2 separate regions of the Mus musculus genome follow, and region 2 is linked to region 1. The links are chromatin loops, found by intact Hi-C in ENCODE. Cell type or tissue: left cerebral cortex. All regions are shown on one strand. Links, peaks and the distances in the headings refer to the core of each region. The heading gives the core; the rest is flanking DNA. Region 1 has its middle 110 kb from the start of Dgkb. Region 2 holds the start of Dgkb (diacylglycerol kinase, beta).

Region 1 (7,595 bases), core at 2,715-5,214:
AGCTTTGAGATTTATTCCGTTGCACCCCCTGGTGGTCTTTTTGTATAATTACAATAGGTCTTTCCATGATTGCATCTTTTGATTGCAAATTCAGTCTGTTAAAAAAATATATATATATCGTTTTCTCTTACTCCTGAATCAGTGACATGAAATGTTATCTTTCAGTAATGTTGTATGTAGTTAAAAACACATTAGTAGACTTTAATGCTTGCAATCCTTTGTCCTTAAATCATGTAGTAAATTTAATTATTTCAAAAGTAATTTGAATGAGTTCACTTTTTTTTTTTTTTTTTTTTTTTTTAGATTTGGTTATTCTCAGCAAGATCTTCGCTTTCCCATAAAGTCACCCATTCACCCCAACTGACCATGAGACAGCAAAGCCTTCAGTACGTCTGCACGTCTGCATTTTTCTCTGGTTGAAATTCTGTTGTAATGGACCATTCTTTCTCTACTAATACTCTATGAGGAGGATTTCTATTAGTTCCATCCCCTCCATCTGACACTGCATCTCTTCTGAAGATTCTCTTGGTGCTGCTGTATTGCTCAAGCGCTGATTCACTGCACTACTCAGACCTTAAATTGGCTCCTGGAAGGCTATAAAGGCAGGCAGTCCATTTCCAGGCTACACAGAATATAGCATCCATTTTTTTTGTATTGGTCATTATCTGTGACTGATTTGCCTAAGCGGAGTTTTATTTTCTGTGAAGTTTCATCTATGTACAAATTTTGAGAATGCCCTCCCACCTCAAAGAGCAGATGATTCAGCATTCTTGATGCTTGGCCTCCCATCAATGTTTCTCCTCTTCTTCTGCATAGGACAGTTTTGGCATCACCAGTGGTAATGTAGGGGTTGGGGGAGCTGGTGCAGGGAGGGACTGCTTGGGATCTCCAAGTCCACAGTGGGTTTGCCATACCCTAATCTACACTCAACATGATTACCCCCACATGTCTGTGTAGAACCACAGTGCATGGCAATTGAGGGTGGTTCTTTATGTATGAAATCTAGCGTTTTTCATCTGCTTGGCTGCTGTGTTTGTTTTTTCTCACCAAAACATATTTTTTTTAAACAGTTGTGAGATTCTCAGCTTTAGTCACATTTAAGAAGCGAGTAAGGCATGTTTTTCAAATTTCTATGTGTAAAGGGGATGAGAAAAGAGTCTCCTAAGAGAGATAGATATATTGAAACACATCAAACTTTCAGTTATTACTGGCAGAAGCTGATTTTCATGAAGTAGGAAACAGCTGTTAAATTTGTATCTCACTAAAAACCTTGTTTACTTAGTCCTGGATCCTAAGAGAGATGGCCAGGGACATATAAAACATAGAGACAGAGTTATTTTTTGGCATTTCATCAATCTCTTAGCGTAAAATTATTGTAATAGGTGATCAATGGAAGGATGGAACCTCCTTACTTTTTAAAGAAAATAGCTTTGTAGAAAGGTTCTTTCCCAGATGTTTAAAATATTCACCAGTAGTCAGACACAGGTGGCCAGAGAAGAGCAAGGTACCAAAACCAGGATGTGAAGTGAAGCCTGTCCCAGTTAGAGACTGGGGGATTGATTGTACCAAGATTCCTTCACTGAGACCTGCTGATCACAAATATGGGTCAGGCAATGAACGGAAAGAATATGAACCAGAAAGTGATGTAGTAATAGTAGTAGTTCCCAAGTATGCTTGTTAATCCCCCCAAGATTTCTCCAGACTACTAGAAGTCACTTCATCTAATTATAGCCCTATGTTAATAATGGAGTAAGAAGTTCTGCCTTGGTGAATAATTTCTGTTATTGTGGTACTGCACTCTAGGGGAACACATATGGAGCAGAAGTGAGTTATGCATTGTGATAGGATTGTAATCCAGAAGTCTACAACTGTTCCCCGTGCCAACATCTACTGATCCTTCAATCACCCGTGACCACCAATCCCCAATATGCCTATCAAAGAGACATTTTAATAGTGGACAGCAGAAAGGGGATTTTATCTATTCAATATGACCGCAGCAGGAAGGGGAACAAAGAGATCTAGTGACGGGCTGGTGAGATGGCTCAGCAGGTAAGAGCACCCAACTGCTTTTCCGAAGGTCCTGAGTTCAAATCCCAGCAACCACATGGTGGCTCACAACCATCCCTAATGAGATCTGACTCCCTCTTCTGGTGTGTCTGAAGATAGCTACAGTGTACTTACATATAACAAATAAATAAAGTCTTTAAAAAAAAAAAAAGAGATCCAGTGACCCCCTCAAGTTTGTCTTCTTTACATTCCTGGAATGAAATTGAAATTTAAACAAAAACTGAAGGATATAAACTCCTAAGCAGTTCCTGGGCATGTACGGCTCTGCCCACCACTGAAGGCTCATTGTCTGGGCTTCAGTCTCTCAACCTGTAAGATGGTCTGGCAAGTTGTCAGAACCATGGGATCTCTCTTCTCTGAGACAAATTTCCCCTTGTTTATCATAAGTGTCCCGATAACACAGAAAGAGAGAAATACACATAGTATGTCCATATTGTCAGAATTTAACAATAAAACAAAAAAGTTTACCTGGTTCAATGACAGTAATTTGTCATAAAGTACATATATCTAAGGGGCTTAGTTGAGATGAATGCAGATTTTTTTTATTCCTATCTTATTTACTGATATCACCCCTCATATCACACACCACATGCACACACACACACACACACACACACACACACACAAGAATGAATATGAGTTCAAGAAGTTTCAGCAGGTTTCAAAAGGCTTCGGTATAACCAGAGACAAAGTCTGTAGACTTAAGGTCATGAGCCAGACCGGTGTCAAGAGGAAGATGCTTCTGGTAACTGTTGGTTTCAGGTTTGAGAGCAAGGCTGCAAAATTCAATGTAACAAGGTGCAGTCAGCCAGGTCAGCAGCAGGAGATGGATCAGGCCCAGGTCCAGACCTGTAAACAAGTGAAGAGGTAGGCGGTTAGTTGAGCAGGCTGAATGGACACTGGGGATTATCCAAATCTGATTCTTGCCCCATACCCCAGGCATCAAATGATACATCGGCATGCGACTTTGTCATCACAGTGTCTTGTGTGTCCAGTGAGTTCTCGGGATTGATTTCTCTGATATGATTGCAATATACTATATGACTTAATAGCCCCATAGTTTCAAGGCTCCCTGATAAACTTATAGACTTCTTTGCTATTTGTAGGAATACATCTTATTAATTGGTGATATATTGATGGTGACTGCCAGATAATGTGGTTTCTAGTTTCTCCCAGGAGCTGCAGTCAACCTTTATTAGAGCAAAATCAGCTACTTGAAAATGGTGTTTCCTGGGTGCAATATGCAGCCTGAAAAAACACAAAGTTACAAAGTAGAGTAACTATGAAAAGGGCATTGCCTGTTCTTAACCATAAGATTCCTGGGAACTTCTCATCTCTTTGTGATCCATTTGTATAATAGTATGATAATCAGACTGCGAGGCATAAGTATCTTCTTAGAATAGTTTCACCTAGCCAGGAGCCTTACTACACCCATCCCTCAGAAGTCTAAGTCACCCAAAGACAGCTTAGCTTGTTGCTATCCCCTCAGCACTTTTCCTGCCTAGTGGAACATTTTGTGGAGCTTCTGTCAGCTGGCACTTGGAGCATCTGCCCATGGGCTTGCTGACTTGTATGAGCTTACATTTTCCTTCCTTTGTATCCCCTTTGCTTTTGGATGCTGACCAAAGCCTGGGATGACTCACTGATGCTCTGGACCTCCTTACTCATTCTCTGGCACTCTATTCCACACCCACACCTCTGCCATGCTGCTGCTTGCTAACCACCATTGCAAAAGCGTGACTTCCCTCTTACTCTTTGGGACTCTCTAGTACACCCACCCCCATCTCCACCTCTGTCTCTGGGCTTCAGTTGAGAGGCACAGTCTTCCTGCTCTTCTCTCTGCTGCTTTCCTGTCAGAGCTAATACAATTCTTGAGCTTACAAATTGTCTTATTTAATGAGCCTAAGGTGCTGTTAAAGAAAACCTTGATTTCCCTGGTAATAAGATAAGAGCAGAAGTATAACTATGGAGAGGCTCAAAGAGAAAGTTTGGTTGGTTCAAAAGGAAGAGGAATGCTGGCGCTAATTACTCAAGCCAGATCACGATGACTCAGACATCGAGCGATTCAGAATTTTCAGAAAATATTGATATCCTTCTGATGAATTTGACTTCTGATAGGTACTCAAACCACTTGCCTCAAATATGTATATTTTTAAAGTACTATGTGCCAAATTGCCTTCATAGTTTTTTTTTTTAAATATAGATTATAGTTAGTCTTAAAAGAAGAAAATTACGCTATAGCTATAGTATATTAATGAAGGCAGGAAGATCAGAAGTTCAAAGCCTGTCAGAGCTAAATAGCAAATTTCAGGGCAGTTTGTTTGCTGGTTGATTTATTTACTTGCTTGCCTGTCCACTTGAATTTGAGGCATGATGTTATATCATGATGGACTTTTCTTTCCCAAATCCCAAGCCCTATGACCATGGAAACTAGTGTACACCAATAAACTAATAGACAATAGAGTAACTATGGAAATGAGGCAATTTACCCCATTCCCCAGGAAAGCCTTTCCTAGAATCCAGCTATTATTCTCCTTCCCAGATGGAAGAGATCTTGAGATAGATAATGCACAAGGATGATTTTAAAAGGCACGGCATGATACATCTCTATGAGGCAATCATCCAGGATGGATGGGGTTCAGCAGTGAGAAGGCTGTTTGGGGTTCTGCTGCTCTTGAAACTATCCCTTCTGTGCTGTTAAAATAAGTCAGCACAACCATTTGTTTCTCTTTGGTCTGTCTTTGATTTGGTCATATTTTCACAGGAAAAGTGAATGTAACACATAGCTTCATAGTAAGACCATGTCTGAGCACCTGGAAAATGAAGCAAGGGACAGTCAGGAGGTAGTTTATTGAGGCAACAATGAACTGAATAATGGATCATGGAGGGGGAAGGAAACCTACCTATACAATCCTCCATGGAGAAGGAAATGCCATCATTCTGATATAGACAAAGCATTTTACTTCTCCAATGATCAAGGGGTCTCAAATGTGTTTAAGAAATGTAAGTAAGTAATAACACTAGCAAGAATTAAGGCCAGGAAAAAAAAATCCCTGTTGATTCGCCACCAGAGGAATCAGATTTTGATAAGGCTTACAAGATTAAGTTTTAGTTGTTGCACCCAATGATTGAGTTACCTTCATTTCTGAACTAAATTTGTGTTGTGTTTTCCTTCACAGGACAGCTGGCCTGAGTTCAAGATAGAAAGCAAAGCATGGGTTTGCCTGAGGTGCATGACAAAGGATGTGAAGGATTTGAAGCATGGGTTTCCTATGGTAACAACTTGCCAGTGGGATCCTCGGGAGCTGGGTGGAGAGATTGTAGAGTAATAAGTCAGAGTCTCCACGAGATAAGAACAGGTCGGCCATTGCCCACCGGTGCCTGGCTAGTCAGCCCCACAGAGTAGAGAGTTGCACAAGTGTGACTTCCCTCTTACTCTTTCTGAGTATTTCCTGAAACAATGTGAAACTTATGGTTTAGTTGAATTGTGGCGATGAAAAGGCATGATGTGGCTTGATTCCTAAGTCAGAATGGTGCCATTTTTCTGCAGCAGGAAAATATCAAAGAACCAATAGCTCTGTTCTGGGTATTTTAAACATGGCTGGTCTTAGATATTTGATAAATGTATCATCAGATCAGTTGGTTACAAATCTAGAACTCAGGAGGAAGATAAATTTCATAAGTTTGCAGAGATATAGAAACTAGTAGCCTATTGTTAAAGCTAGGCTCCTGGATGTGTTAAATTACTGTATCATAGTATTTATATTTTAAAAATTTCAAATAGTCATTAGCTTTTACAAGTTGAAAAAAGGTTATATTAAAATAGAATTTGTTAATAAAACTTTTCAATTTTCTCATGCCTCTAAGCATTTGAGTTAATAACATTTATCAAACAAAAACACAAGTTTCACATTGGCCAAGATGACTCAATAAGTCAACAGGGTCTTGAGGGAGGGAGCAAGGATTAATGAAAGAAAAGACAATCAGACATCACTATAGTACGATCTCAACAAGTGCCGAAGCAGGTTTAATTTTTTTCCAGTCTGCTTTTATATCATTCTAAGTACATGCAAAGAATATGGCCAGTTCTAAGGCATAAACAAAGTAGTAAAGGAACAAACAAGGCATGAACAAAGGTCCCATGGTCTTCAGGAACTTATCAAGATGATCAAGATCTTGAGCCTACTTCCTTGTCCTAGCCCAAGGTCAAATTCTTAATAATATTCTTGAAATGGCACCAATAGCTCTCCACATCACATCAAAGGGGTTAAGGGATACATTAGTCTAGAAAACACATGTATGGCAGTAGCCTACAAAAACAAATTCAGGTTATCATAAATAAATTCTAAATTACAATGAGGTAACATTATTAAGTTGTTTTTTTTTTATAGAAACAATAAAGAAAGTCATAAATAAGTATTTTCAACTCTATTGATAGAAACATCAGGTAGATGGGATTCAGCAAAGTGGTGGAAACTCTGTCATAGGTCTCAGACACCATCAAACTGCTTTCCTTGCCCCCTTCTTTTTTGTTGTAACAATAAGTCTTTTTAAACATCTTGTGCTGTCTAGTCTTGGTCAACTTCACATACAAACTAGAGTTATCTGAAAGGAGTGAACCTTACTTGAGAAAACACCTCCCTAAGATCTGGCTGAAAGGCGTTTTCTTAGTTGGTGGTTGATGAGGAGACTCCAACCTATTGTGGACGGTCCTATCCCTGGGTGGTGGTCCTGGGTCCTATAAGAAAGCTGCATATGTATCAGAATATGACCTAGTCGGCCATCAGTGGAAAGACAGGCACATTGGTCGTGTAAACTTTATATGCCTCAGTACAGAGAAACGCCAGGGCCAAGAAGTGGGAGTGGGTGGGTGGGGGAGTGGGTGGGGGAGGGTATAGGGGACTTTTGGGACAGCATTGGAAATGTAAATGAAATAAATACCTAATTAAAAAAAAAAAGAAAAAAAAAGCAGGCTGAGCAAGATGTGGGAAGCAAGTCACTAAGCAATAGTACTCATAATAGCCTGTGCTTCATCTCCTGTCTCTGGGCTTTCTACCCTGTTTAAGTTATTTTCTAAGCTTCCCCCAATGGTGAACAGCAATACGGAAGTATAAGCCAAATAAGCCTTTTTCTCCCGAACTTTCTTTTTTGTTATGATTTTTTTTAATTGCTAATTTAATTTAATTTTTTTTACACTCCAGATTTATGCTGTTTTCAATGCAGCAATAGAAGGTCTAACAAAGACACATCCCAAAAAATTTACCAAAGGGTCAGAAAGATGTTAGGCCACATGCAGAGAAGGACAATAAATTAAATTATTAAGGAACCTAAAGATGGCCCAGATAATATGAGTAATTTGGATCTGTTTTTACAACATGTCAAACTCTCCACATCACTGAGGTTCTGATCAGTCAGTACGTCATATAATAGAAAGAATTTTTTGCTCACATCTGAAATGCATAAGCCAATGGAGAGAGAAAACGAACAAACAAACAAAAACCCACAGCTGAACCTTTAGTTTATAACAA
Region 2 (7,595 bases), core at 2,061-4,560, 110 kb before region 1:
TTCTTTCTTAATAGAACAGGTAGCAGTGTGACTAGGAGTGGGAGGCACACCATGGAGGTTATCACAGCCTACCATTGTCAACTCTATTACTTTCAATATATTCTTTTTTAATTCAACCCTGGGTTGGATTTTCTTTTACGTGGTAGAAAATATCTTCCTTCTATAGCTTCTACACCGTTGATAAAATAACTCATTCAAAATGCTTTACCCACAGAACTCTTATTTGAGGTTAAACTTCATGTCAGGGTTTCAGGAAAGAGAAAATCCTACAGGACTTGGAAAAGAATATCATCCCCAACTTTGCCTGAAGCTTCCCCTGGGCAGGTGCTCTTGGCTGGAGGTATTGCTTCTGTGGAGGTTCTGTAGCTGTCATGCATAGACAAGCACAGTTCTGATCCAGAAGCCATCCAGGAAAGGATAATGTTCAAATGGTTTCCCTTGCCTGTGTATAGCCCCAGTTGTTATTAGTAGGTAGATTTAGATTCAGGGACTAACTTTGAGATTTCTGACGACAAATATTTCTTTCTTTCAAAAGCATGCAAGGCAAAGTGTGAGTCACAAGCTTCTTGCCTCGGCCAGGCACGGTCGCAACAAATTTTGCTAATGGTTTAAAAATTAAAATAAGATCTCTACAAAGTACTTTTAACTATAATCTTCCCAGATACAATACTGTCCTCTTGCAGTATGAAAAAAAATTCTGAAGCATGGAGTAAGCACATGGCTATAACTTGGCTCCAATAAGCTTCTTTCTTGAAGAACTCTTGATAGATGGCTGTGGGATTCTTAGCCAGGTTTTTTTTCAATTAGCTGAATATCTGATTTCAAGTACTCAGTGTCTGTCGTCATAGTGTTATGGAAATGCTTGGAAACTCACCACCACATATTCTTACAGTAAGGATTTTCTCTCTCTCTCTCTCTCTCTCTCTCTCTCTCTCTCTCTCTCTCTGTGTGTGTGTGTGTGTCTCATTCTCTCTCTCTCATTCTCTCTCCCTCTTATTCTCCCATTCTCTCTCCCTCTCATTCTCTCTCTCTCTCTCTCTCTCTCTCTCTCTCTCTCTCTCTCTCTCTCCTCTCTCTCTCTTTATTGCTTTGTAAAACATTTACCCTGCATATGTAGAACCATGACAAGCATATTTCCTGGGTCATAAGCTACTCAGAGTTAAATTTAGAGATTATGCATGGAAGTTTTTGATAAACAGAATGGACCCCTAAATAGTTGAATATTGCAAGAGCAAAAATTGCCCAAACACTGAGTGAGCCTTTCTATTTAGAGAATTCGGAGATGAGTAGCTGACTAGTTAAAACAATTCTCATTACTCCTTGACCTGACTTATTTGTAATAAAGTAATAGATTGGATGATTTAGGGAAAGAGTCAGACAATTTTAAACTAAACTGGCAGGATAAATGCAGCCCTGGATTTCCTATTTTATCATAACAGCAGATTTCAGAATTACATCGCGTTTCACAATTACTAATTTTAGTATATTCTCTTTCTAATTTTTTAGACAGTGTCACACTCCATAATCTAGAAATACCTGTGTAACTTGGTCTGGCCTCAAATTCAACAGTTCTTCTGTTTTAGAGCTGGGTAGGAGAACAGGTGTAAGTCCTGTCTGGCCACAGACTTTACCTCAAAAGTTCAAAACCACTTTGACCTACGAAGCCCATGATAGTTTATATGCAGTTGTCTGTTGGAAGATTCTGGAGTCCTGGAGTCTGCTTTAGGTACCTTCCGCTGTAACTATAATATTTCTTGGAATAAAATACAGTGAAACCGTCATTTCTCCAGCAAGCCTTCAACTAAGTGGAAGATCTTTTCTAATTATGATATTCTTTTATTTCTCGTTTCTGTTGTGTTTTTCCTGTCATTAAAAAAAAAAAAAAGAAAATGTGTTGGGGGTTCGATTTTCCATAAGAGAAAAACTGGTCAGATAATCCCAACTGTTTTAAGTTAATTATTTCTACTTTCCTTTCAGAAAAGACCTTTAGGGTTCTGCCAAACTCCTTATTTATTCGCTAATTTGCTTTACAATAGGCTGGCCCATGCTGACCTATTTTTAAAAGAGTTGGTTATCTGCACTTTGAATAAACTGGCTGGAGTTGTTTTGGAAAGTTCTTTAGCCTTCGTTTTCTTCTGCCAGCGAACACAGCCCTGTTAAGTAGCTAAGTACAATGGCATCTTCATGTAAAATCGTCCCTTTCAAATCATAAGTATTTCAGATGATACTGGTTAGGAGCTGGAGACGATGGTAGCAGTAAGAACCTAGGAGGCTCTTCACCCCACCCACAGAGAACAACCTGAATGTTTAGCCAGATCATCCGTGTCGCCCAGACTGTCATTAAGCAGCTAGCTATAGATCTAGTTCATCTTTAGTTTTAATGTTATAAAAGTAAGGAAACGTCGTGCGTGTTTTGTTTGTTTGTTTATGTACAAATAGGAAATGAATCTAGAATGGAATTTAGGACAATCGGGGAATTTAAAAATCGAAGCCGGCTTCTTTGATTCCTCACCATCCGCCCCCACAAACCACCTTCCCTCTCATCCGTAACTTTCAGGAGGTCACACTCGCTCGCCAGTCTCATTGCCTGGAATCACAATAAATCGAGCACTTTCCCCAGACTTACTTAGCTAACATTAGGTTCTCTGCTGCAGATAACAGCAGGCGACCAATAACTAGCACAGAAATGAGGGACACAAAATGCTTTCAGATTTGCATGGGAAATCTGAAGCTCTGCTTTCCTAACTTTCCTCGCCATTTCTTCTCGGCTTCCCTTCCCCCGCACCACATACCCAGAGGCCACTCAAACTGCCAACCGTGCTGAGTTGAACTTACTGCAGCGTGATGCAGGCGAAGGCTAGGCGCATCTCTGAAGCGAGAGCGACAGCTTTTCCGGAGATGAACTGGGACCAGCCAGCTCTCAGGATCCTTTCCAATTCACACGCTCTCAGCTCAGTCAGAAGGCTCCCACACAGCCCGGCTTCCCCCAAGAGCAAAGCTTCAAGAACTCTGCTCAGAGCATCCTCCTCCCTGCTGCCACCCCCTTCCAGAACACACGGCCCGTTGGAACTAGTGACTGAAAGATGGAAGTCTTCTTCCAGGCGATGGCAGGGGCTGCCTGCAACCCACCACTCCCAGATCATTTGCAACTCAAAAACAGCGGAGGCTGAGAGCTGTAGGCTTCCGGAGCCTGAAAGTCAATTTTGGCTTCTTCTCTTCCCCACATCTCACTCCTCCCACTTCACCCTCCCCTGCCGAGGCCACCTCCAGTCCTCTGGTAGTCCGCACAGGCTAGGTATCGCTTAGGCTTCTTTCCTTATGCAAACCAATAAGCATTGGGAATGAAACTGAATTTGTCAGAGAGGAAATACCTGTTGTCCGTGCCTATTGCTCTTCTCTCATCTGTCATGGTCCAGGATTTGTGTGACAACGCGTTGATTCGGGAAGTGTGTGCAATTGTGTGTGTGTGTGTGTGTGTGTGTGTGTGTGTGTGTGTGTGTGTGTGTGTGGTGATGAGGCGGCGGCGGTCTGCTTGGCTGCAAGCTATAGCCCTGCTGCCTGGCTGCTGAGGCTGCTGTTGCTACTATAGCCCTTGGAACACAGGGGGAAATAAGACAGAGAGACAGGGCTTCCCAGCTGTTTAACTGCTGGCTGAGTTATGATCAGGCGGTTGGGGAGACAGTGCAGCCATCAGTAGCTGTTATTGAGACTTTGAGCTGTATTGTCTTCAGTTCCTATCACTTAGTGTACATTTGTCCCTCCACCAGAAATCTGATGCCGGACTACCCTCTCTTTATTACTAAATTATATTCTAACTGGCTACTCAGTCGCAGCCCACTCACCTCATCCATTTAATGCTCTCTCTTGCTTCATCCCTGCTTGGTTACTTAGAGCAGGTGACTGGATGGTGGATCTGATAAACTACAAAGGCAATGAACTGATGATGAAGAAGAAAACTGGTGTGTAGTTATAACTAATCAGGACACAGATAAAGATGGTTTTTGAGTCATGTGATAAAAGTAATGTATTGGATAATAAAAATATAACATCAATTTACATGATCCAATGTATGCAAAACCTGCTGGCAATTAAGGTGCAAGTTCACTTTCCTATAGTGAAGGTTACACTGATATGTGTGTTTTAATGGCTCTCAGTCTTTCTACAAAATATCATAGAGGTATGATTTCAACATATCAGCACCACGTTAGAACATCATCTGATCTAGCGATAGTTTATGTCCATGTTATAGTTCTGTAATAGAATGTAATGAGTAGCATAAGACACACTCACACACACACACACACACACACACACACACACACACACCAGTTCTCTTTCTCCCCCCTCACACACACACACACCTGTTCTCTCTTTTCCCTCCCTCCCTGCCTTTCTCTCTCTTTCTCTCTCTCACACACACACACACCTGTTCTCTCTCTCTCTCTCTCTCTCTCTCTCTCTCTCTCTCTCTCTCTCTCACACACACACACACACACACACACACACTGAACAGCTCTTCCACATTATTGTTAGTTTTCAGATTCTGAGCTAAAAATGACCTTAATTCTCTTCAATTTTATTTGTAATACATACAGTAACTATGCCTTTCTCTGAGCGTTTCTTATGTCTACCATATTTATAACCAATTACAGGGCTTATACAGTCATGGTTAAACAAGTTAGGAACACAAGAAAGTCAAACCCTAAAAACAACAAATTCAAAAGGAAGAAAAGAGAACCATTTCTTTATTTGTTTATATAAGGTGATCATAGCATTTAGGTAAACAAGGACTAATTAATGAACAAAGCATTTATCAATTATTTAATAGATATCAGTTTACCAAAAAATTTACTATAATCATAGTGACAAATAAACGATCAATATTTTAGTTTAAAATATATACTAAGATACAACTAAGAATATTTTTTCAGAATTTAGCTCCATTCCACTTCCTCATGCCCCTTTACTCTTTTTTTCCCATTTTTTTTTTAGATTTTTTTTCATTTACATTTCAAATGCTATCCCAAAAGTCCCCTATACCTTCACCCCGACCTGCTCCCCTACCCACTCACACCCACTTCTTGGCCCTGGCATTCTGCAGTACTGGGGCATAAAAGTTTGCAAGACCAAGGGGCCTCTCTTCTCAATGATGGCTGACTAGGCCATCTTCTGATACATATGCAGCTAGAGACACGAGCTCTGGGGTTTCAGATTAGTTCATATTGTTGTTCCACCTATAGAGTTGCAGACCCCTTCAGCTCCTTGAGTACTTTCTCCAACTTCTCCATTGGGGGCCCTGTGTTCCATCCAATAGATGACTGTGAGCATCCACTTCTGTATTTGCCAGGCACTGGCATAGCCTCACAAGAGACAGCTATATCAGGGTCCTTTCAGCAAAATCTTGCTGACATATGCAATAGTGTCTGCTTTGGTGGCTGATTATGGAATGGATCCCTGGGTGGGTTAGTCTCTGGATTGTCAATCCTTTCATCTTAGCTCCAAATTTTGACTCTAACTCCTTCCATAAGTATTTTGTTCCCTCTTCTAAGGAGGAATGAAGTATCCACACGTTGATCTTCCTTCTTCTTGATTTTCTTGTGTTTTGCAAATTGTATCTTGGGTATTCTAAGTTTCTGGGCTAATATCCACTTATCAGTGAGTACATATCTAATGACTTCTTTTGTGATTGGTTTACATCACTCAGGATGATATCCACCAGATATATCCATTTGCCAAAGAATTTCATAAATTCATTGTTTTTAATAGCTGAGTAGTACTCCATTGTGTAAATGTACCACATTTTCTGTATCCATTCCTCTGTTGAGAGACATCTGGGTTCTTTCCAGCTTCTGGCTATTTTAAATAAGGCTGCTATGAACATAGTGGAGCATGTGTCCTTATTACCAGTTGGAACAGCTTCTGGGTATATGCCCAGGAGAGGTACTGCTGGATCTTCCGGTAGTACTATGTCCAATTTTCTGAGGAACAGCCAGACTAATTTCCAGAGTGGCTGTACAAGCTTGCAATCCCACCAGCAATGGAGGCATGTTCCTCTTTCTCCACATTCTTGCCAGCATCTGCTGTCACCTAAATTTTTGACCTTAGCCATTCTGACTGGTGTGAGGTGAAATCTCAGGGTTGTTTGGATTTGCATTTCCCTGATGATTAAGGATGTTGAACATTTTTTTCAAGTGCTTCTCAGCCCTTCAGTATTCCTACATTGAGAATTCTTTGTTTAGCTCTCTACTCCATTTATTAATGGGGTTATTTGAATTTCTGGGATTCAGCTTCTTGAGCTCTTTGTATATATTGGATATTAGTCCCCTATCAGATTTAGGATTGGTAAAAATCCTTTCCCAATCTGTTGGTGGCCTTTTTGTCTTATTGACAGTATCTTTTGCCTTACAGAAGCTTTGCAATTTTATGAGGCCCCATTTGTTGACTCTTGATCTTACAGCACAAGCCATTATTTTTCTGTTCAGAAATTATTCCCCTATGTCCATATCTTCGAGGCTTTTCCCCACTGTCTTCCATTTCTCCTCTATAAATTTCAGTGTCTCTGGTTTTTTGTGGAGGTCTTTGATCCACTTAGACTTGAACTTTGTACAAGGAGATAAGACTGGATCAACTCGCATTCTTCTACATGATAACTGCCAGTTGTGCCAGCACCATTTGTTGAAAATGCTGTCTTTTTTTCCACTGGATACAACCAGGAATTTTAAGTACCAAAATATTTAATAAATCGTGTTACCGTATATTTTTGTCTTTCAATACTTTCTATCTCATTTTTCTTTTTTTTCTTTTTCTTTTTCTTTTTTTTATTTTGGCTAAGTAGCACATAGAAATGCAAATCACTAAAATTACAATGAGTAAATTCTGAAGTTTCATACTTTCAGGTAGTAGGTACAATGTTAGGAAGTAATTTCTACTTCAGAGAACCATGTTCTGATAAGAAAATATGTTTATATCCACTGAGCTTTGCTTTCATACTCACTCCATGAAATAACCTCAGCATCTGGAAGGTTCCCAGGTGGCCTTCCACCTCATGGTCTTATTGCACAAACCTCCAGGGGTCTGCCATTGTTTAGTGCTGTCAGAACTATTTAGCAAAGGGGATGTTTGTCTTCCATTTTACTCTTGCTTTGAAATCCAAAATGTAGGGAAAGCAATGGAGTGTGGGACGATGAAAGGCAGTCTGTTTTCTGGTTTAGCTAGGTTTAAACTCCGGAGACACAGGAGATTAATCTACAAGGGACAGAAGGCCTATTTGCCATGCTCCTAGATATTGCCTCCCGACACGAGGTCCCAGGTCCATAATTCTGTGGCCATCAGTCACATAAGCTGTCCAGACTCCACCCCCACAGTTACCTGGCAACAACTAGGTAGCCCAGCCCACTACTAAAGGGCCTGCTTGGCCCCTTCTCTCTCTTGTCTCTTGGTATTTCTCTTAAGCTCTTGTTCTCTTAATCCCACCTCTCACTCTCCTTCCCCTAATCCCTTCTTCTCTCTCTCAATGTGGTCATGGCTGGCTTCTACTTCTCTATCTTTTCTCTTTCTTTCTGTTTTCTACAATAAAGCTCTAAACCATGGACAAC

What was found. Hi-C counts contacts between places; a loop is a spot of excess contacts. Peaks named below come from ENCODE experiments on the same cell type or tissue, not always from the same donor. Only the 100,000 strongest peaks of a DNase experiment are listed, where the experiment ranks them.
Region 2: it touches region 1 in a loop (10-fold over the local background); 4 of 42 quality-filtered maps call a loop at or near these places.

Annotation. Positions count from the first base shown.
Region 1 is chr12:37,766,181-37,773,775 of GRCm38, reverse strand. No RefSeq gene overlaps it. Among named protein-coding and RNA genes, the nearest start is that of Dgkb, 110 kb to the left of the region's middle. In left cerebral cortex, for the core only: no CTCF peak of the experiment used is centred there; a DNase peak (open chromatin) is centred at 3,722.
Region 2 is chr12:37,876,195-37,883,789 of GRCm38, reverse strand. It overlaps Dgkb (diacylglycerol kinase, beta), which reads right to left and starts at 3,273. Exons shown (of 26, transcript NM_001361686.1): 1 at 2,836-3,273. In left cerebral cortex, for the core only: no CTCF peak of the experiment used is centred there; DNase peaks (open chromatin) are centred at 2,226 and 3,035; H3K4me3 peaks cover 1,407 bases; H3K27ac peaks cover 1,778 bases.